Linked DNA regions of Homo sapiens: region 1 is linked to region 2. A link is a loop called in an ENCODE intact Hi-C map of the cell type or tissue named here. Cell type or tissue: stomach. All regions are shown on one strand. Each heading gives the region's core, and the rest is flanking DNA. Links, peaks and the distances in the headings are about the cores only.

What was found. Hi-C counts contacts between places; a loop is a spot of excess contacts. Peaks named below come from ENCODE experiments on the same cell type or tissue, not always from the same donor. Only the 100,000 strongest peaks of a DNase experiment are listed, where the experiment ranks them.
Region 1: a loop joins it to region 2, with 4 times the contacts of the local background. A loop is called at or near these places in 1 of 110 quality-filtered maps.

Annotation. Positions count from the first base shown.
Region 1 is chr17:29,838,690-29,849,391 of GRCh38, forward strand. It overlaps SSH2 (slingshot protein phosphatase 2), which reads right to left. Exons shown (of 16, transcript NM_001282129.2): 2 at 10,160-10,240. Among named protein-coding and RNA genes, the nearest start is that of SSH2, 86 kb to the right of the region's middle. In stomach, for the core only: no CTCF peak of the experiment used is centred there; a DNase peak (open chromatin) is centred at 6,152.
Region 2 is chr17:30,238,737-30,249,438 of GRCh38, forward strand. LOC105371720 (a long non-coding RNA gene) reads left to right here. Exons shown (of 3, transcript XR_007065698.1): 2 at 1-64. It overlaps BLMH (bleomycin hydrolase), which reads right to left. Exons shown (of 12, transcript NM_000386.4): 12 at 9,467-10,432. The coding sequence ends at 10,281. Among named protein-coding and RNA genes, the nearest start is that of SLC6A4, 8.4 kb to the left of the region's middle. RefSeq lists enhancers at 1-493, 9,721-10,702. In stomach, for the core only: no CTCF peak of the experiment used is centred there; no DNase peak of the experiment used is centred there.

The DNA.
Region 1 (10,702 bases), core at 3,421-8,420, 400 kb before region 2:
GGGGCCACCCTCTCTGCTGAGAGCTGAACAACACCCTGGCTATGGAGAGGAGCTACCCACTGTGGGTCTCCTCTGAGCTGTTCTATCGCTCAATAAAGCATCTCTTCACCTTGCACACCCTCCACTTGTCTGCATACCTCACTCTTCCTGGACACAGGACAAGAATTCGGGACCTGCCGAATGGCGGGGCTAAAAGAGCTGTAACACAAACAGGGCTGAAACGTGCCCTTTGCTCACCATGTTGCAGGCGACAATAGGGAAAGAAGACAATAAGGAGAGAAGAGCTGTGGCCCTTTGGGGAACCCAGACCTAGGAGCTCAATGAGCCAGGGTTGTGACACCCTCTTTAGGGATCTGTGGTTCCTGGCATCTCTAAGCTTCCAGGAGCCATCACGTTCCCCAGTGTCAGCCGTGGAAGCTGGCTGCTTATGGTATGCCAGGCTTCCATCACCATGGCAACAGGGGCTGATGTCATACCAAGCCAAAAGATCAGGCTCTGCCTCTCCCATTGCAGCCAGTGTGCCTGGCTGTGCACAGTGGCTGGACCCTTGCTTACACACCCCTCGCCACCCCATGCCTGGCTCGCCCTTGGCAGGTATGGGATCCAGGCCGGTAATGTGTAACCTGCCAGGCCGAGTGGGTGGAATGAGCCCAGCAGGCCAGAGCAAAAGTTGGGCAAAGGCGCCATTGGCCACAGAGGTTTCTGGCTGGCAAAGCAACACCCCAAGGATGCTGTAACATTACCTCCTGAAATAGGAAACTTGATTATTAAGCTAACTCTTCCTTCCCTGTACTTCCAATAACAGTGTATCTTTACAATATTCCAAATTCAGTCTTCAGATGCCCCCAAATCTGTAATCTTATAATTCCCCACTAGTGAATTTCTGAGAATTGTGATTTTCAACTCTGGCACACAATCACCTATGGACCTTTGTGAAGAAGAAATATGTCAGGTCTCATTTAAGACCTACTGAACAAGAAACTTCCTAAAGTGAGACTTAAGTTTCTATATTTTTAAAATAAACTCTATAGATTATTCTTGTATAAAACTAGAGTTGAGAATCACTACTGCATTTGACCCTGACCTCCTAGCACCAGAATAACAACATTACATTCAAGGGCAAAGGCAATCCAGCATAAGTTAAAGAGCACCGGCTGGGAGTGTCAGGCAGACTTAGCTGTCACTACCAGCATGGTCACATACCTTAAGCAAGCCTGGTTCCTCACCTTTAAACAGGGACTACTAAAAGTATTTGCCTCAAAGACTTGGATTCAACACTAAACTGTATAAAAAGCATTTAGTACAATGGGTGTCACATGGTAAGTACTCATAGTAAGGGGTCCTTCCCCTCACCCCACCCTTTCCAAAGGGTAAATTTTTCCCAAGCTATAATCTTAAAAATCTGAGAAAACCTACAACTCCTCCTGTTTTGCTTGCTCTCCCAAACCAAAATAAGAGGAAAATATACCTCAGCAGGACCTGCCTCAGATTATGGAAGCAAGATAACTCAACTAGTTGGAGCTTTTATTTGGTTAATTTTGCAAATTTGGCCGAGGCTCCTTGTTTCTGCCTACAAATTGTTTCACTGCCACTTTCTGCATTCTTTGAAACATGCCAGATGTTTCAAAAATACAACTCTGGTAAAAAGAGGGATCAGGAGCCTAGACCAATACAAATCCAGCACAGGAGAGCATGGTGTGTCTGAAGTATCATTTTAGATTCCTTTAGCCAAGGCATCAACTATGTGCAATTTACAATTAAATCACTGTGCTAAGAGCTATTGATAATATAAAGATGTCTAAGAGAATATTTTTGGCCTTTCAATAGCCATTTCATGTACTTAAATAATATATTTTAGAAGTTGTCACAAGTTAGCCAAGCCACAAGCCAAATTAGGGATGGTGAAGAAAATGGAAGATGGTCAGGATGCCCACTTTTTCTTCTTCTTTTTCTCCAGAGCTGAAGTATGAACTTCATTATGTCTGCAGACAACAGTGGCACTGCCTTGACTCTGTTGAAGAGCTGGTGACATGAGGGAATCCTGCATCTGCCCTGCTCTCTACTTGGCACAGATAATGCGCCAGGCCCTCTAAGCACTTTACATAAGTTATCTCATTTAATTCTAACAACTCCATGGGATAGGTACTATTATTATTCCCATTTTATAGATAGGGGAAATGAGGCTTAGAGTGAAGTCACAGTCAGTAAGTGGTGAAGCTGGGCTCTGACCCAGATTGTCTGAACCTTCAACTTGAGCTCTTTAACTACTACATGATGCTGAGCCCTCTCTCTGATTCTGAAAGTCTGAGAGAGCCCTCTAAAAAGCATAGCCTGATAGCCACATCAAAATCACATGGTCAAGAAGTCAGGAAAGTGGTTATTCCTGGTGTATGATGGCTGGGAGGGTGAGTCAGTAGTGACTGAAAGGAGCAAGGAGGGATTGGCAAAGGGGGAAATAGTACTGAGGAGTTGTAATATTCCATTTCCTGATCTAGGTACAGGTTACTTACTTCATGATTGACCTGTGTTTGTGAAAACATCAGTTTGTGAAAATTCATTGTTATACATAAAAGCACAAGATAAGTACACTTTTCTGTATGTATATTTTACTTCAGTAAAAGTATAAAACACAAAGTATAAAGTGATCTTTAATTATTTTTTCTTTACTCTAGCTCCCTAGCAATGTTGACACAGGAAGAATAAGTCTTTATACCCTTTATACCTTATGGAAAAGACATGGAAAACTTTACCCTTCACTGACTTAAATTTATACTAGATTTGGATTATCTCATTTCAGTATCTTGCTTTTAACAGAAGACTAGCCAAGGAATTTCACTGAATAGAAAGAATGTAAGTTAATTGTGTTGTACCTGAGTAATCAAATGCATACAGCCAACTCTTAAAAAATTGTAGTCTATCTCACATTTTATCCTGCTGCTCAAGGAATAGATGTTACAATGTTACAAATGTTGCAGATTAGATTTCTAATATGGAGGTGCAAAAATTAGCATAGCTAGAGTTAAACCAGTGTTCTTTTTCTGTTTTTTCTTTTCTTGAGACAGGGTCTCATTCTGTCACCCAGGCTGGAGTGCAGTGGCATAGTCCTGGCTCACTACAGCCTCAACCTTCTGGGCTCAAGTGATCGTCCCATCTCTGCTTCCCGAGTAGCTGGGACTATAGGAGTACACCACCCCCTTGGCTAATTTTTTTTTTTTTTTTTTTTTTGTAGAGACAGAGTTTTGCTTTGTTGCCCAGGCTGGTCTTGAATTCCTGAGCTTAAGCGATCCTCCCGCCTCAGCCTCCCAAAGTGCTGGGATTACAGGTGTGCACCACTGTCCCCAGCCCAAACCAGTGTTCTTAACCCTTGATTCATATTAGAATAATCCTGGAAGCATTTAAAAAAATACCAATACCTGGGCCCTACTCACAGAGATCCTGATTTAACTGGAGGAGACCCTGTTATTAATTTAAAAGATCATCACAGCCAGGCGCAGTGGCTCATGCCTATAACCCCAGCACTCTGGGAGGCCGAGGCAGGTGGGTCACCTGAGGTCAGGAGTTCAAGACCAGCCTGGCTAACATGACGAAACCCTGTCTCTACTAAAAATACAAAAATTAGCTGAGTGTCATGGCAGGCACCTATAATCCCAGATACTTGGGAGGCTGAGGCAGGAGCATCTCTTGAACCTGGGAGGCGCAGGTTGCAGTGAGCCGAGATCACGCCACTGCACTCCAGCCTGGGCGACAGAGTGAGACTCAGTGTCAAAAAAAAAAAAAAAAAAGATCATCAGGTGATTCTAATGGGCAGCCACAATGAGAACCACTGAGTTAAATAAGGCTAATTTCAAAAATAGCCTTTGTACCCAAGATTACTACAAATCTTATTTCTCCTCAAATGTCACTCAAGAGCGTAAGATTTTTAAAAGAAAATTATTTCTCATAATAATTATTCTGGGATAAAATCATTGAGCTATGCTTTCTTACATCTTAACCTGGAACAAAATAAGTTTAACATCACATTCCTATTAGTGTAAATTTGCATCAGACCCCTTCCAAAGTAAAAAATAAGGATATTGTTCATGGTAAAACTATGTTTGCCACTAGCAACACTTTTTTTATCTTTTTTCTGACGATGGGCCCTAACAATCTCTCTACAATGCAGCAGAGGTGATGCAGAAACAATTCAAGTAATCCTAAACTCCTGTGGGGCAGCTGTTTGCTATTGGCCAACTGGCCATTTGAAACTCATAATAAAACTCATCTTCTTAGCACCAAATTTCCCTTTTTCCCCCCTTTTTCTATTTGTGTATGTTGGCTACTGAAAGGTGTTCTGCAAATGAGTCTGAAAAAATAAACAGAAAATACACATGGTACAGATAGCAGAAACGAAGAGAGTAAATACAAATTATCAGGAATGACAGGACGTGCTTGCTGTAGGCTTAAACACCATCCCCACCTTCCAGCTAACCAGTTTGTTGTTGTATCTGGATGTTCATCCACTACTATCTTGTTTTTGCTTATAATCTCTAGAGATTTACAAAAGTAGATTTAATTACTATAGCAGGCTGGGCGCGGTGGCTCACACTTGTAATTCCAACACTTTGGGAGGCTGAGGTGGGCAGATCACTTAAGGTCAGGAGTTCGAGACCAGCCTGGCCAATATGGCGAAACCCCATCTCCACTACAAATAAAAAATAATTGTTAAAAATAAAAAAAATTAGCCAGGCATGGGTGGTGCATGCCTGTAGTCCCAGCTACTCAAGAGACTGAGGCATGAGAATCGCTTGAATCCAGGAGGTAGAGGCTGCAGTGAACTGAGATCGTGCCACTGCACTCCAGCCTGGGTGACAGAGGGAGACTCAGTCTCAAGAAAAAAAAAAAAAAATTACTATAGCAGTTTCCCCCTCCTAAGTGTAGTTTTCCTTTCTGAGCTAACCATTGTTTTCATCGTTCCAATACACTACATTCCAAAACTTAAAACATACAAGAACAGGATATCTCAGAAGAACCCTGAGAATTGAAGTCCTTTCTATCTTCAATCTATAAGGACTGGCTACTCCACATCAGGCCTTGAATTAGGGTTTACCCTAATGTTGATAACTTTTAAAAATTCTTAAATCCTTCATCTTGAACTTACTATTAGGCTAAATCTTCTCTCTCTCTCAAGCCATTTTTCCACTCCCCAAATGACTCCATGTTAAAAATCCCATAGAAGCTGATTATCAACAAGGATATTGTATTCTGAGACACTGTCCTTCCCTAGAAGAGAATGCAGATCTATAGTCTAAAAATGTAAAAATATTCTAAACCAAATAATTCTTACATTTTAGACTTTCTTTGCATCTGCCTTTTCCACATTTGATTCTAGGGGGTGGCTTTTTCTTTTCTTTAATAACACAAAAGGCTAACATCTCTTCCTTTCACTGGGCTATTCAAACATAAAAGCTTTTTTCTGATTGCACAGAATATAATATTATATCCTTCAAGAATATAACAAACCAAGCAAAGGAATGAAACAGACCATAAAAATAGTATGACTATTCTATATATGACCTTCTGCCTGTTTGGTTGGGTAGGGGTTGGGGTGAGAAGACCAGGGAAATGAGATAAATAAGTTTTATTTTTAGGAAATAAACTAATATAACAAATATTTTCCTGACCACCAGGCTGGGGAAGAAATAGCCCTACAATGGTAAATGAATCCAGTTGTTCCTAGGAGACCACCCATAAGCACAATAATTGGAATCCCAGCTCATCCAGAGCTTCTTCCTCCTTTTAGGTAGGATAGCAGTGGGTACAGGAGAGGGAAATGAAGAGAAGCCTCAGGAGTCTCAGTGCCTGTTGCAGTCACTAGCATCCCAACCTGCTCTAGTCACTGCCTACATTCCTTCTTATCTGAAGCCAAGGTGAAACTCCTGCAGCTAAAGCCAGTATCTTCTTTCTCTGTGACTTCTTCCAGTCACACTGTTACCTTTCTCTGGGGGCAGACAGATCCTCTCCCCATTATGGAGACCTCTAACAAACCTGTGCACAGTAGAGGGAGCAAGTAGCTGCTTCTATCTATTATCTGGTTTCCTGGAGACTGAGTGGGATCAGAAAAGGGGCAGGGGCCTCTCTGCACTCCTGCCTTCTCTTCCAGGAAAGCCCCAAGAGATCTAAGGCAGCCAGCCCTCCAGCCAAATTGGCCTCCAGCCAAATTTATTTCCACTTATCCAGATTTCTTCTCTTCTTCCCACATACTGCATGTAATGATTTTCTCCTTTCCTTTTCAGGGCTTTCCACGAATAGCCATAAAACTAATTTGTGAAGTGTAGATTATACTTTCTCTAAGGGCCCCTACTCCCCTGGGCCCAGTGATTTGCACATGAGTCAATCAATACTTGGTGAATGAATGAATTATGCAGAAGCAAATGAATGAATAAAACTAACCAAAGTTCATACTTCTGTTATCCCAAAATTGAAGAGAAAGTTCTTCGACGATTGACTTTATCTTCTACTCTTCTTCTTTACATCAGTATTTCTACTTCAAATACTTATCAAGATCCCATACCACTTCCTTTGCAGAAAACTAAGTAATGGAGATTTCAATCATTTTGCTCTGCAAATAACTGCCCCCCACCCCACCCCCAAGGTTAAGGCTTCAAATTACAAAGAAGCTCTTCAATTCCATTTGACATGGGGGTGGGAACAGGGAAGTGAGAAAAGGGGGAAAAAAAGGTGTGGGAAATACTCCCTGAAAAAACAAAACAGGAGGAGGATCTAACACCTTTAAAAAGCCAGCCAAGTACATGAAACAACTTTTGCCTCTTGAGGAAAAGACGACAACAAATCTGACTTAAATGAATGAAAGGCTTGGCAATAAAATAAAGCAACCCAGAGTAATCTATAAATACATATACCCAACTAATTGTTTCTCTTTATTTTTTTTGGAGACAGAGTCTGACTCTGCTGTCCAGGCTGGAGTGCAATGGCATATCCTTCCGCCTTAGCCTCCCAAGTAGCTAGGACTACAAGTATGTGCCACCATGCCCGGCTAATTGTTTTATTTTCTGTAGAGACAGGGTCTCGCTGTATTTCCCAGGCTGCTCTTGAACTCCTGGGCTCAAGTGATCCTTTTGCCTTGGCCTCCGAAAGTGTTGGGATTACAGGCATGACCCACCGTGCCTGGCCCCAACTAATTGTTTCTAAGGGAGAAAAACCATTAAAACTAAAGTTACCTTTTCCCCACGCGTCCAACTTCATGAAAATATTCTTCATGTAGATTCCCATGCACTAGTCTCTTTGAGACAAAATCAGTCGAAATAATATGCCAGTATAATAAGTCCAGAGGACTCCACTGCAAACTGAACAATTTTTTTTTTTTTTTTGAGATGGAGTCTTGCTCTGTTGCCCAGGCTGGAGTGCAGTGGTGCAATCTTGGCTCACTGCAACCTCCACCTTCTGGGTTCAAGCAATTCTCCTGCCTTGGCCTCCCAAGTAGCTGGGACTACAGGCATGCACCACCACGCCAGACTTTTGTATTTTTAGTAGAGACGGGGTTTCACCATGTTGGCCAGGCTTTCTCAAACACTTGACCTCAAGTGATCTGCACACCTCAGCCTCCCAAAGAGCTGGGATTACAGGCATGAGCCACTGTGCCCAGTCTGAACAAAATAAATCTTATAGGATACCATATAAGGAGACTGGTACATATTCCATCAATGAGGTTGCCCACTGGTGATGAGCTCATGATGGCTATCAGCTGAGATTTCATGTCAGCACTGCTCCTGCTTATCACACAACACTGGACAAAGATTATAACCTTTCACCCTCAGTTTGTCATCTGCAAAATACTGATAATAAGTGTTCACATGGATTTATCAGTTAACGTTTGCAAGCACTAGGAAAATGAGCACCACTCCAGCTATTAATGAATCACAATAACTTAACTCATGCCATTCCAGATTCATCAACACTGAATGAAATGCAGTTGTGTAAATAAATACGTGAATGAGGTCCTGAAATGGTAACTGCATTCACTGTGACATGAAGATGAGGAAGCCAGCCTAAGTGCAGGTAGTAATATGGTGATATACTTGAGACACATCTTACTTCAAGAGATAGTTTACATTAGTGAAACTTCAACAATATGTATGGAGTGCTACTATGAGCAATAAATATCCTGATACAGACAATTCATTTTTTATGGTCAAGGTTTGTAGAACCTAGTTTTGGTGACAGCTACCTGTTGGAAGAGATCAAGTCAAGTAAAATTATAGAAAACAATCAAATCTGTAAAAAACAATACAGTTTTGAAATGTGTTATGATTCGGTTTATATAAACTCTACTTTTTAAAATTTGTGAAGTAGGATTCATTCTATACCAAGACACAGAAAAAAAATGTCCAAGTGGGAAAAAGGTTTGCTATGTTTCTAAACTTCAGTTTGATACAAGGCCATCTTGAACCTCTCATAAAATAGGGGGGAAAAATTCCAAGAGCGGCCCAGTCTCCTATGGGTATAACAGTCCAAAAATATGCTTGAATAAAGTCTTTCCTCACAGTGCCATCCCTAATCTGCACAAGCTTCACAGTAAAGGGCAGTACACCTTAAAAAAAATCAGGTTGTCACCAAGTCTTCAACTTAGAGCCAGTGAGAAGCAAATAGATAAAAATGTCAGGCATCTGGGCTGAAAGGTGAAGCAGAGGGCAGAGACCAGGGCCTCTCACAAAGAGCTGGTCCTCTCTATTTCTAATTTTCATTAATACAACTGGGACGGTGTCTGCATTTTTGTAGCCGACCCCCTCAGGTTTTTTTGAGGGAGGGTGGTGCTCAATAGGAGACAGTTATCTAAATGACAGTTGGAGAGCTCATTAGTTTTCCTGACCCACAACTCTTCCCTTCACTTCCCTCCAGAATACTTCCAACACCCCTTTAAGGTAGAACAATGTGTATGAACTAATAAGGCAAGAGTCCAGCAGGACTTGTTTTCTGGTCACAACACTGCTGAACAAAGTAGGATCTGTTCCAGATGGGATAAAGCAAAGAAACTGGCCAAAACCAGCAGACTGTGACAAGGGCAATCCCTGGCTGCCCTCATTGCTCATTAGCATGGACACTCCCACCAGCATCATGACAGTTTACAAATGCCATGGCAATGACCCAGAAGTTACTGCCCCTTTCCTAGAAAGTTCTAAATAACCCACCCCTCAATTTGCATTAACCTGCCCCTTAATTTACATGTAATTGAAAGTGGGTATAAGCGAGTATATATACAGTTGCCAAGAGCCCACACGTTGCAGACTCTGGGTACACTATCTATGAGTTAGTGCTGTTCCACAAGGAGCAGTACTGTTCAATAAAAGATTGCTGTCTAACACCACAGGTTTGCCCTTGATTTCTTTCCTGGTGAAACTAAGAACCCTCCTGGGCTAAGCCCCAGTTTGGGGGATTATCTGTCCTGCATCACTACTAGGCCATTCAATACTCAGGGGGAAGTTCACTTATATCTCAGGATATACTGAGAATTTCCACTGCTCATTGCAACACACAAAAATAAGTCAATTTAAGTTGTTCTCTAACTTCAGCCTGACTCTTGTGGGTAAGTAAGCAGGAGGTCAGATGGGATAAGTAAAATTTATAACATCCCATGAAATGTAGTTAGATAAAGTTCTACATTTAAGATGATCAGGTCGGGTTTCCAGTCCAGTGATTATAACACTATTTGGCTTAACATTATCAATAGCTAAGACATGTGAGGCCCATGTACGTGAGGAATAAAGGCCCTGTGGCAGCACCAATACCAAGCAGTTGCCACAGGGAAAAGAATAATACTATTGACCATTAAAAAAATGTGTGCATGAGGGGAAAAAAATCCCACAAAAAGAGTCACACTCTTTATTGAAGGAGACTCACTCAAGGTTCCAAGATGCCACATTTTTTCTACTTTGATAAATAACTTTTGAGTGGTCATTGCCATGGCATTATGCATATAAATGTACCATACTGTTTATATATACACTCATTCTAAGCCACCTATTTGCCTTCCCAGACATTTGGCTGAATGGGGTCAAATAGATAAAATAATAGGCACTATATCAGTTGCATTTAATAGCCAAATTTACCCAATAAGATTTTACTTGAATCACCAAAGTCTGTATAAAAACATATACCTACGTACATTGGAATCAGTAAAGATTTCTGATTCTTCACATTCACAGCAAAGTAATGCTGCTGATTCACTGTCTTCCAAATGAGAGCTCTGTAATACAAACAAGATCATTTCAGAGATCCAAACGAATGGGCCCATAAGCACGAGGGGAAAAGCAAGCTGAAATCACTGAGTCAGTGGTGTTAGCTCACAGGTGAGAAGCTGCAATTCTGATTAGTGATGGCTATTTTGAGAGAACACTGCCAACAAGGTGACTGGTTAGTTGATTGAGGAATGCTTGATCAACTGAAGCATTTCCTATGGTTTCCCGATTTGGGGAAAGAGCCAGCACATCTTTTTCTGTAAAGATGGTGCTGCTAGCCGGGCACAGTGGCTCACGCCTGTAATCCCAGCACTTTGGGAGGCGGAGGCAGGAGGATCACAAGGTCAGGAGATCGAGACTATCCCAGCTAACACAGTGAAACCTGGTCTCTACTAAAAATAGAAAAAATTAGCCGGGTGTGGTGGCCGGTGCCTGTAGTCCCAGCTACTCGGGAGGCTGAGGCAGGAGAA
Region 2 (10,702 bases), core at 3,441-8,440:
GCGGCAGGAGGGAAGCAGCGCTTCAGGGGAAGGATCTAATGGCTGTGACCTGCGTGGGCTGCAGGTAAGAGTAGGGGGGAAGGGGGTTGTCGTGGTGGTTGGGACAGACGGGTTCCTTAGAATGTGAATGCAGGCGTCAGCTGGTGGCCGCAGGGAAGAGATGCAAGCCAGAAACCCAGCAGGCACCTGCGAAGCTTGGTGCTGGTGGTGTATAGGGACAGCCAGGGAGATGTCAAGGGCGACAGGTCCTGGGCAGCTGGGAAGAGGCTGCCTGGCAATCACCGCACAGCAATAGTTTTTCTTTGTTCACCTGCTTGAGCCCAGAAATAGTGGGGCTTAGAAGCTGCTCTGGGGCTCAGAATAAATACAAGCTTTCACTTTAAGAGGAAAGGGGCACATAAATATTTACACCTGCCCCAAACACCACCAAGAAAACCCACTTCCTGGAAGTCTCAAAGGCCAGCAGTGAGTCCCCTGTGGAGCCAGCCAGGACCGAACCATGCGAATCCCAGGCTCTCCCTCCGGAAGCCCTTGGTGCCATCTGTCTGTCCTGTCTCTGCCCTGTTTATACAATAACGAAAGAAGAAGGCCCACCCCTCCTTGTGGGCTTTTTCTCAGGCCCAGGAAAATGCTGACAATATTCAGTCCTTAGAGTGTCATCTTGCTCCATTCCCACCAGCACCTCCCCGACACCCCTGGTTTTTCCTGGGACCCCCAGTTTTTCCTGGCATGGTTCTGGTGACTCTACATTCATGTTCAGTGGCACCTCCAAGGCAGGACTTGCTGCCACTGTGAACCCTGGGCTCATCTCTACGGAGGTCTCCATGGGAGCCCCTAGCAGGCCCACCCCATCCAGATGAAGCAAGCTAAAGGGAACTCCAGACAAGGTCCTTTTGGGAGTGCGGGGGGTTTGGGGGAGGAACAGATCAGGTTCAGCCCTAAGAAAGGCCAGAAACATTTGGAAGTAGGTTCATTTTGTCATTGGTCATTTTTCCCAGCTCCTTCCCCTCATTCCTCCAGAGCCTTCTGCCTTTGCTAAACCCTCCTCCTAGCACCCCATCACCCGGTCTCCCACCTCCCTCTCCCCAGCCCCACCATCCTCTTGACTTGAACTCCCATTATCTCTCAGTCAGGTATTACGGCAGCAGCCTCACCACACCACTCACTCTATGATAACACCCCAAACACCCCCAGAAGCACTTGCTGGGCAAATGCTAATGCCAATAACAATAACTAAGACTTTTATAGCACTTTCTATCTAAGCCCCATAATTAATTCCCTCAGTCTTCACCATGGGCCCCTGCTGCTTCCACAACCCCATTGAGAGGCACAGTAATAATTGTTTAAAATCAGTAAGTATTTGTCAGATTAGCATCGATTTAAGTTTCTGTTGCTAACCCTGCTTAACTCATTGTATATTCAGACTTCACAGATAATTTTTTCTAAAAGAGAGGAAAAGGCAGGAGTGGCTGATGTGGAAAGGCCCAGCTTGAAGGATACTCACACGTGAGGAGAAATCAGGGTGTAGGTGACACCCCAGACTTTACAGATACTGTGACTACCCCACGATCTATCTGCAATCTCTGTGAGCCATGGTGTAGCAGGACGAGCCTCAGACAAAACCCTTCAGATGCCAGGTTGAAGAAGGAAGTGGCTTTATTCGGCTGGGAGCATCAGCGGACTCATGTCTCAAGAACTGAGCTCCCTGAAAAAGAAATTCCTGGCCCTTTTAAGGGCTTACCACTCTAAGGGGTACACGTGAAAGGGTTGTGATAGATCGAGCAAGCGTGGGGAACATGACTGGGGGCTACATGCATCAGCTAACAGAACAGAAACTTTTGCAATGCTTCCTCATACAATGCCTGGAATTTACAGATAACACAAGTAGTTTAGGTCAGGGGTTGATATTATTATTATTATTATTATTTTATTTTATTTTATTTTGAGACAGAGTCTTGCTCTGTTGCCCAGGCTGGAGTGCAGTGGCGCAATCTTGGCTTGCTGCAAGCTCCTCCTCGGTTCATGCCATTCTCCTGCCTCAGCCTCCCGAGTAGCTGGGACTACAGGCACCCACCACCATGCCCGGCTAATTTTTGTATTTTTAGTAGAGATGGGTTTCACCTTGTTAGCCAGGATGGTCTCGATCTCCTGACCTTGTGATCCACCCACCTCGGCCTCCCAAAGTGCTGGGATTACAGGCGTGAGCCACCACGCCCGGCCTATTATTATTTTTTAACCACCAGGGCCGGGTGGTGGCGCCAAGGTCGTCTGGCTATTTATCTTACTTCTGTTTTTTTTCTGACTTTTTGCTTTTTTCCTTATCTTCTGTCTTATAAACTAGGTGGGTCGGAGGGGAGGAGGAGAAGGGCAGCAGGAGAAGTGGTGGTCTCCTTCCTTAAGGGTTTATGATTTCTACTTCCTCCCTAGGGGATTCCCTTCCCTGACTTCATCAGCCAGGGCCACACTCCAGAGGGCAGCTGTTTTTCCCTTCCACGTTGGTGGAGATGTTGACGCCAGAAGCACAGAGAACCAGGGAGGGCCCCACCGCCCTGTACACATACAGCTGTTGCAGCACCTTGGTCCCTCTCCGAATTTCCCAGGCTCTGGGTTCCCAAGGGACAGGGTGCTGCCTCTCTCCATGCCTCAACACCTATCACTGTGTGGGCGCACAGCAGGCTCCATAAATGTACACACCAGCAATGAAGGGCTAGGAAAATGCCTCTGAGTCTTACCAGACTTAGTGCCATAAAACCAGGGCCCCAGTGGCATATCCACCAATGGAGTACCATGCAGCAGGTAGAAAGAGTAAGGCAGTTTTCTATGGGCTGATCTGGGGGAGTTCTCAAGATTTATTGTAAATGGAGGAAAAAAAATGCATAGAACAGTTGTTACTCCAAATTGTTGAGGGCAAGGCATGGGGGCTGATATGTGTATTGAAATCTGTAAGCACACAGAAGAGACTGGGAACAGTAGGTGCCTTGGAGGCAGAGGACATTAGGATGGAGGGAAACCCCCTTTGTCAATGTCTACCCTGCTATACTATTTAAATATTTGCCATGTGCAGGTGATATTTTTATGAAACTTTTTCAGAAAAGCATTTTTTAATTATAAAAGGCAAAGAAAGAAAGGGGTAACGGTGGAAGGGAGGGAAAAGAAAGAAAAGAGGGGAAGGGAAAAAAAAAGATGTTCTAAGGGGCCTCAAGTTTCTCACAAAGGAGGGAGGAGCCCTAGGGAGTTTGAAGGAGTTCAGCTCCATGTTACACCAGACGCACTACCCACCAAATCGTGCCACATTACACATCACCAGTGCTGTTCACTTAAGCAGGACATTTTTTTTTCCTATTTATTAGCAAAGATGCTGGGAGCCAAGAGGTGAAGTCCAAGGCTTTGCTCAAGATCTGATCAAAGAGCTAGACCTACTCTTAGAACTCAAGCCCTCTGCTCCCAGCTCCTGAAGCCAATCCTCTCTCCTGTACCCCATTTCCATTTTTCTTTCTCCTGCTCAAGTTTATAAGACACTCACCCTCTCTTTGGCTCTTCCTCTCAGCAAACTTCAGGGTAAATTGTGCCTCTCCATCTAGGAAGGGCTTCCCTTAGTTTCTTCTTGGTAAGCTGATCACCGCGTTCACTGTGGGTTGAAGTTACTTTAAAACAAGTCAGCACGTTACCTTCTCCAACTTCAAGCCCTTTCACAATTATTACGGAGTTTACTGCAAGATCTCTCTCATATAAAGTCACCTTTTCAACTGGTTCATGCATAAACATGTTATTTTCCCAAGTAAATGACAAATTTGGTTGGAGAGAAGGGAATTGTTTTAACTCCCAGAGGGGCTCCCACAACACTGGACACATTGAAGAATCTCCATGAGAACTGTTTTTAATAAAAGCTGCCATTTATTGAGCCTCTACTAGGCACATTATATGCATTATCTTCTGTCCTTTTTCTACCATATGGGAAATATGCAATATAAACTGGTATTATTATTTTTGGATAACTATATATGTTATCAAAAAATATAGTTTTCCTCAGCCAGGTTTCAGGCTGAGTTCTCATATTTAATAATTTTTTTTTTTTTTGAGATGCAGTCTCGCTTTGTCATCCAGGCTGAAGTGCAGTGGCGTGATCTCGGCTCACTGCAACCTCCGCCACCTGGGTTCAAGCAATTCTCCTGCCTCAGCCTCCTGAGTAGCTGGGACTACAGGTGCCCACCACCACGCCTGGCTAATTTTTGTATTTTTAGTAGAGACAGGGTTTCACCATGTTGGTCAGATGGTCTCGATCTCTTGACCTTGTGATCTGCCCACCTCGACCTCACGAAGTGAATAAATTTTAATATTGTTTTTCAACAAAGGAAGCATGGAAACAGAGGCTGAGAGAGATTAAGTAGCTTCTCCACATTTATACAGACTTGCCAGGTGTAGGCACTTATATGCTTGCCAAGTGGCAAGGCCAGCATATCTGAGTCCAAAGGCCCTGCTCTTCCCGCTGTGTTGGGCTGATTTGAAACAAAAAAGGTTCAAGCAGTGAGGAAGCCAGGTAAGCCTCTGTGGTTCTCTCCCTACCTATTCTCCCCACTGCCAGGAACCTGCATGAAATGAAATCAAGACCTTAATGTGAAATGTTGAAATACAAACATCTCCAGGGGCTTTGTTCTTGTTCTACTTGTCCCTGCTGAGCAAGTTATAGTGAAGCTGACTTCAGGTCTATGTAAAAACTGTTCGTTAATTATAGCTGTCAGAATAGAAGGTGTGCTCAGTGTCAGCCTACCCTATATTTCCTATGAGCCAGGCACTTGAGTATACAGTCACAAGCAGGACAAAGTTCCCGCCCCTGGGAGCCAACGGAGTAACTGACTTTGGGGAAAACAGACAATACACATATAAATACATCAGTACCTCCAGAAAGTGGTAAGTGCTGTGAATAAAACAGACCCTGTAACAGCATGGAGGTGGCAGAGGCAGTAGGAGGAGGGAGTTGGCTGCCTAGATAAGGTGGTCAGAGATGGCCTTGACACTGAAGGCGTGACCCGAATGAGAAGCCAGCCATGCAAAGACCTGAGGGAAGAGCTTTAGGTAGACGGAACAGCAAGGAGGAACAGCAAGGAGGCGGAGATGAGTTTGATGTGTCTGAGGGACAAAGTGCGGGACAGGGTGGGAGGCGGTCAGTGGCTGGCTGAAGCAGAGTGTACAAGAAGGGGAGTAAGTCGAGTCTGGAGAGGTGGGCAGGGGCCACAGTGAGAGGCTGTGTGTTCCTGTCAATGTGTGCAAATAGAACTTAAAAGACTTACTCGTTTTGGAGAATTTTGGACTAGGTTAACCCATAAGGTCTCCGCCAGGTGAGATGCAGGGATGCTGCTATGCTAAGTCAAGCACCCTCCCATACTCTCCATCAAATAGCCACCCTGCCTTGGCTGCCCTAGCCTTCTGCACAGCAGCTGATTTTTAAAAAACAAACAGCTGTCATGGGGTAACCTGAAAGATGGCTCCAGAACTCATTCTGTCCACTTCAAGACGTGCTACCAAACTAGAGTTTTTCCAGAGGAGTCAGCAAGAGGGAAAGCACTGAGTATTCAAACAATATCCAGGAAAGATGATGTGGAGGGTTTCCCATCTGCACACAATCCTCTTTCCAAATAGCTACAGCTAGCCAGACGCAGTGGCTCACACTTGTAATACCAGCACTTTGGGAGGCCTAGGCGGGCAGATCAATTGAGGCCAGGAGTTCAAGACCAGCCTGGCCAACATGGCAAAACCTTGTCTATACTAAAAATACAAAAAAAAAAAAAAAATTAGCTGTGGTGGCGCATGTCTGTAATCCCAGCTACTCTGGAGGCTAAGGTGGGAGAATTGCTTGAACCCACGAAGTGGAGGCTGCAGTGAGCCGAGATCGTGCCACTGTACTCTGCACTCCAGCTTGGGTGACAGAATGAGACTCAAAAGAAAAGACAAAACAAAGACCAAATAGCTGCAGCTGTTGTGAATTGAACATTCCCCTATTTCCTTTCCCTCTGCAATAATGTGTAAAGGACTTGGAGTTTGAAAAAGAAAAACAGAAAAACCCGGCCAGTTTAATCCTAGTTTTCAACCCATTTGTGTCACAGACCCCAAGAAGGAAGCCATTGGCTTCATGAGTATCAACAACAGTTCTCAACAAGTTGTCCTAAATATGACCACGCTCATCTGGAATCACTTTAAAAAGTATCTAACTTAACAAATGACTAACTAGAGCCACCGTGGGCAATGGTGCTCACCCACACCACACTAGAGGAATAGGACTTCAAGTCCAAGTGCCCTGGTGCCACCAACAGCAACTTAGAATTAAGCTGCTCTTTAAGGACAAGCCAAAGCAAGCAGATGGGCCACACCACATCCTGAAGGCATGTCTCATTATCATGCCTTGGCTTCTTGGACGTGTAGGGTCACCATTACTCAGGCCAGGACTTCCCAGAGGCCAGTCATGAAGCTCTCCTCTGGTGACACTGTATGATTCACAGTTAAAGCAAAAGACAACTCCATGCCTTCCCATTTCCTACCTCATTCGTCACCCAAATACTAGCAGTTTCTTCCAACTGAGACCTCCAGCTACAACTTCAGCCCATTTCCCTAATCTTTAGCAGAGAAGATAAAACCACCATGCTTCATTTCTCCCCTCTGGATCCTAAGTTCATTTGAAAAATGGCTTTCATTAAGTATTTGGTAATGAAGATTATCTTTTTTACATATTGCTGCATTTGGTTTAGGATTTTTGCATCTATGTTTATGGGTGAGGTTTACATGTATTTTTTTCACTATCCTTATCAGGGTTATGCTAGCCTCATAAAATCATTCTTTAGGCCATAAAGTCGTTTTTTACGTCTTGCCTATTGAGCTAATCGAGTTGCTCCTGAGAAGACTTCCAATTTCCTGGCTACTAGAGTTCTAGCAGCCAAGGATGGCAAGAAGATTCAGAATGTAAATGCTCACTTAGGGGATTCACCTGACACCTAGACTACACACTTCTTCTCTCTCCAGAAAAGAAATCTCTAATGCACTGATGAATGGAGGAAGGGCATCACCAAGCCGGTCGGTATAGGAAGGGGACCCAACAGACATTCAACTCTTTGGTAACCCTCCCTTCACGCCCAATTCCAGAATGCTTTCTGTTGCTACCATATCTATGCTTTTCAGGGGATTATGCACTGTAAATTGATTTGCTTATCACTGGCTTTCTCCACCACTGGCTCAGTGAGATTCAACTTTTTCAGCTCTGCTAAATCTTCCAAGGTCTCCATCTGCTTTCTGGGTTCAAATATTTCATTGGCTCCTCTCCTGGTCTTCCCGAGCTTGTGGATTTGTCTTCTAAACAAATCCCTTTACTGTTGCTTTTGAGAAAGTTGAGAGTATCTTCTATTTTTCTAATATTTGCAGCATCTATAATATCCTTTTAATTCCCTGTGTACTTAAAAAAATTAATATTTGTCAATTTTTCTTTAAAAGAACCAACTTCTGGCTTCGTTGATGCTATGCTTAATTTCTGTGCATATCTACTTCCTTTAGGTTTATTTTGCTGTTCTAATTTCTTGAAACAGATGTTTAGCTCAATTTTCAGCCTTTATTACATCCTAGTATAACTTTGATATTTAGATTTAGAATTTACATTCTATTATTCAGAACTAATTAAAATTCTATAATCTTAATACATTAATGTAATAATTTAATGCTGTAAAACCTTTAAATTACTGTTGCAGCTGCATCCCTCGTTTTGACATATTTTTATTATTGTTCAGGTTAAATTTCCTTCATGATTTCTTCTTGGACCCATGAGTTAATTTCTAAACATACAGAGGTCGTCTTGTAATCTTTTAATTTTGGTTTCTAACTTAATTGCACTGTGGTTGGAGTGTGGTCTACGTGGTAACAACCCTTTCAAATTTGTTGAGATTGACTCTACCGTCCAGTATATGGTCGCTTTTTGAAAAAGTTCCATAGGTGATCAAAATGAATGTGCAGTTGTTAGATGCAATTTTTTTTTTAACAGGTTTATGCTCGGTCATTGGTTTCCACACATCTGTGCTTTCAGGATGAAGATGTGGTCTTCTAAACACGTCCATTTTACCAAACTTGCTAAATGTTTAAATCTCTTATATACTTTCCTGAATTTTTTGTTGCTTGGTCTACATGAAGCATATTAAAATCTCCCACTATGATGCTGGATTTCTTATTTTTCCATATAGCTGTTTTTGTTTTACATATTTTGAGGCAATGTTATTAGGTGCATAACTTAGAATCTTTGTTTTTCTGAAGAATTGGGTAAGCATATCATTATGTAGTGGTTCGATCTGTAGTAATGCTTTTTGTCTTAAAGCCTATTTCCAGGGCTGTGGTGTTCCACAGCTCCAGGGAGGACATTCACATTACAGTTTATGCAAATAAACTGAAATTAGACAGTCTGTTTCGTTACTTTGGAGTGGCCTTAATTCTGTGGGTTATGAGTATAACTTCTCAGTTTTATTTTGGTTAGTATCTGCCTGATGTATCTTTTCCATCCTTTCTTATATTGTAGGTTGCCTATGTCTCTCTCTTGTCATCACATATGGCTGGATTTCTTTTAAAAATACAGTTTGGCATTTTTTTTTTCGGGAACATTTAGTCCATTTACATATAATTATTGGCACATTTAGATTTCTCTCTACTATCTTGTTTTGGATGCTCTATTTGTCCTGCCTTTTCTTTACCCTATCTTGTCTTCTTGACTGATTGCATTTTTCCATTCTATTTATTCTTGATTGAAAACTGTATCCTCTGCTTATTTTTAGTAGATACTATAGAAGTTTTTGGCACAGGTTTACATACCAAAGTCTGAAGTTAAACAATGTATTTATCTTCTTCCTGAAAGACACAAGGATCTTAGAGTATGTTCATTCCAATTACCTCCCCTCCCTAGTTATCTGCTACCTTCATGGATTTTCGTTTTACCTTTTTTCCAACCCTGTTAAGACTCTTCTACAGTTGCTTTTTGTGTAGCTGACCAACATAACAATCATGTTCTTTATTCTACATTCCTTGATACATTTCAACCCTTCCATACTGATCACTTCCCTTCTGTTGGGGCAAATTCAGTTTTTTTTGTGAAAATGTTTTCTATTTTACCCTTGTTCTTGAAAGGGTGGCCCAATCTCAGTAAGATAACTTACTGACCTATTCTAAGGCTGGGCCCAACAGAGCCTCACTCCCCACCCTTGTAGGGACCCTGGATCTGGGTAGAACATTTATGCGGTAGGGGAACAGTCCTTCTTAAACAGGCGCTTGGAAGCCCTTTGCAGATGCCGGTGAGAATCGGCGGTCTGGGAAAGAGTACACATCTTGCAGAGAAGCTGAAGAGGGAAGCCCTTTTCCTGTTTTTTCACTTTCAAGAACATGAGCCACCTGGCTGCTTTCTTTTGTAGATAAACAAACACTTCTCAGACAGATCACATAAATCAGCTTATTCTCATTTAGCAAAGTTTTTATTCAAAAGCTTCTCAGCACCATCTAGTTATCAGAAAGAATGGATATCACCTTTTCCTGCCCACCCAATCCCCAGTTCCACAGGCAGAAGTTAAACCATTTGGCTAGAGTTCCCCCTAATGATTATGACTGAGACCATGATAAGATTTTGGTTGTTCTCACCCAACTGTCTCTAAGCCTCTACTCAAACCTGACTCAAGCAGAGATGTGCACACCCCACAGTTCAGAACAGGAAGGAATCATGTCAGATCTGATCAACCTCCCATTCTTGGGCTATTAGAGGCACAAGAAATTACCTTGAAAAAATGGAATTCAGTGACTGCCATCTAGGAAAGACAGTGATACTGTCCAGCAGCATGCAGTTCCGAGAGCTCAACTCTTAGGCCACCCTCCCTCCACTCTACTCTAGGAACAAGGAGCATTAGGTCTGTTTTCTCTCCATACACCTCAATCGCTCGTCCTCTCGTCTTATTAAAACACAGACACAGAACCAAACTTTTTGACAGTTAAAGACAAACAATTACATCTAATTAAAATGCTAAGAGATCCTGAGCTGTTAGAGATGAGGAGAGTAGATAGTATGACCTGATCTTCCCCCCTCTTTTTTTTCCTTTAACAGTATTCTGTTTCAGCATAAAGCACACTTTCTGAAGAGGTTCCTGGTGGAGACTGGAAATCTGACTGTGTCCTGTGGCAACACACAGTCCCTTGCATAACTTTGGCTTCAGTCCCTGGATCTGTCCTTTGCAGCTACGTCAGGTTCCATGGAAGGAGGAAAGAGCTGGAGGGCAGTATCACTCAGCCAAAGCTCCCATGGGGTCCCATGCTGGCAGGATAATGGGTTCCTGCTCTAACACAGCTAGCACCTCTTCAGGGACATGCTTCCTGTCCACCACCACTTCGTAGACATACTCAGAGAACCACTCATCTGTCATGCACAGGTAACCTGGAGAAAAGAACAGAAGACTTATGAGTCCAGAGGGCAAGGGACAAAGAGCAGAAACCCTTTTTGTAGGATAAACCTTTTACAAAACTAATATTCATACATATTTTTCAGCTTTCCCATCTGTAATTTCATTTAATCTAAATCTTATTAGCAATTCTGTGAAGCAGATAGGACAGGCATGGCTCTATTTTTAGAAAAATTAGAAAACCGGGTCTTGAGTAACTAGGTGATGTGCCCAGGTCACATGGTGAGGTTCAGAGCTGGGCCTTG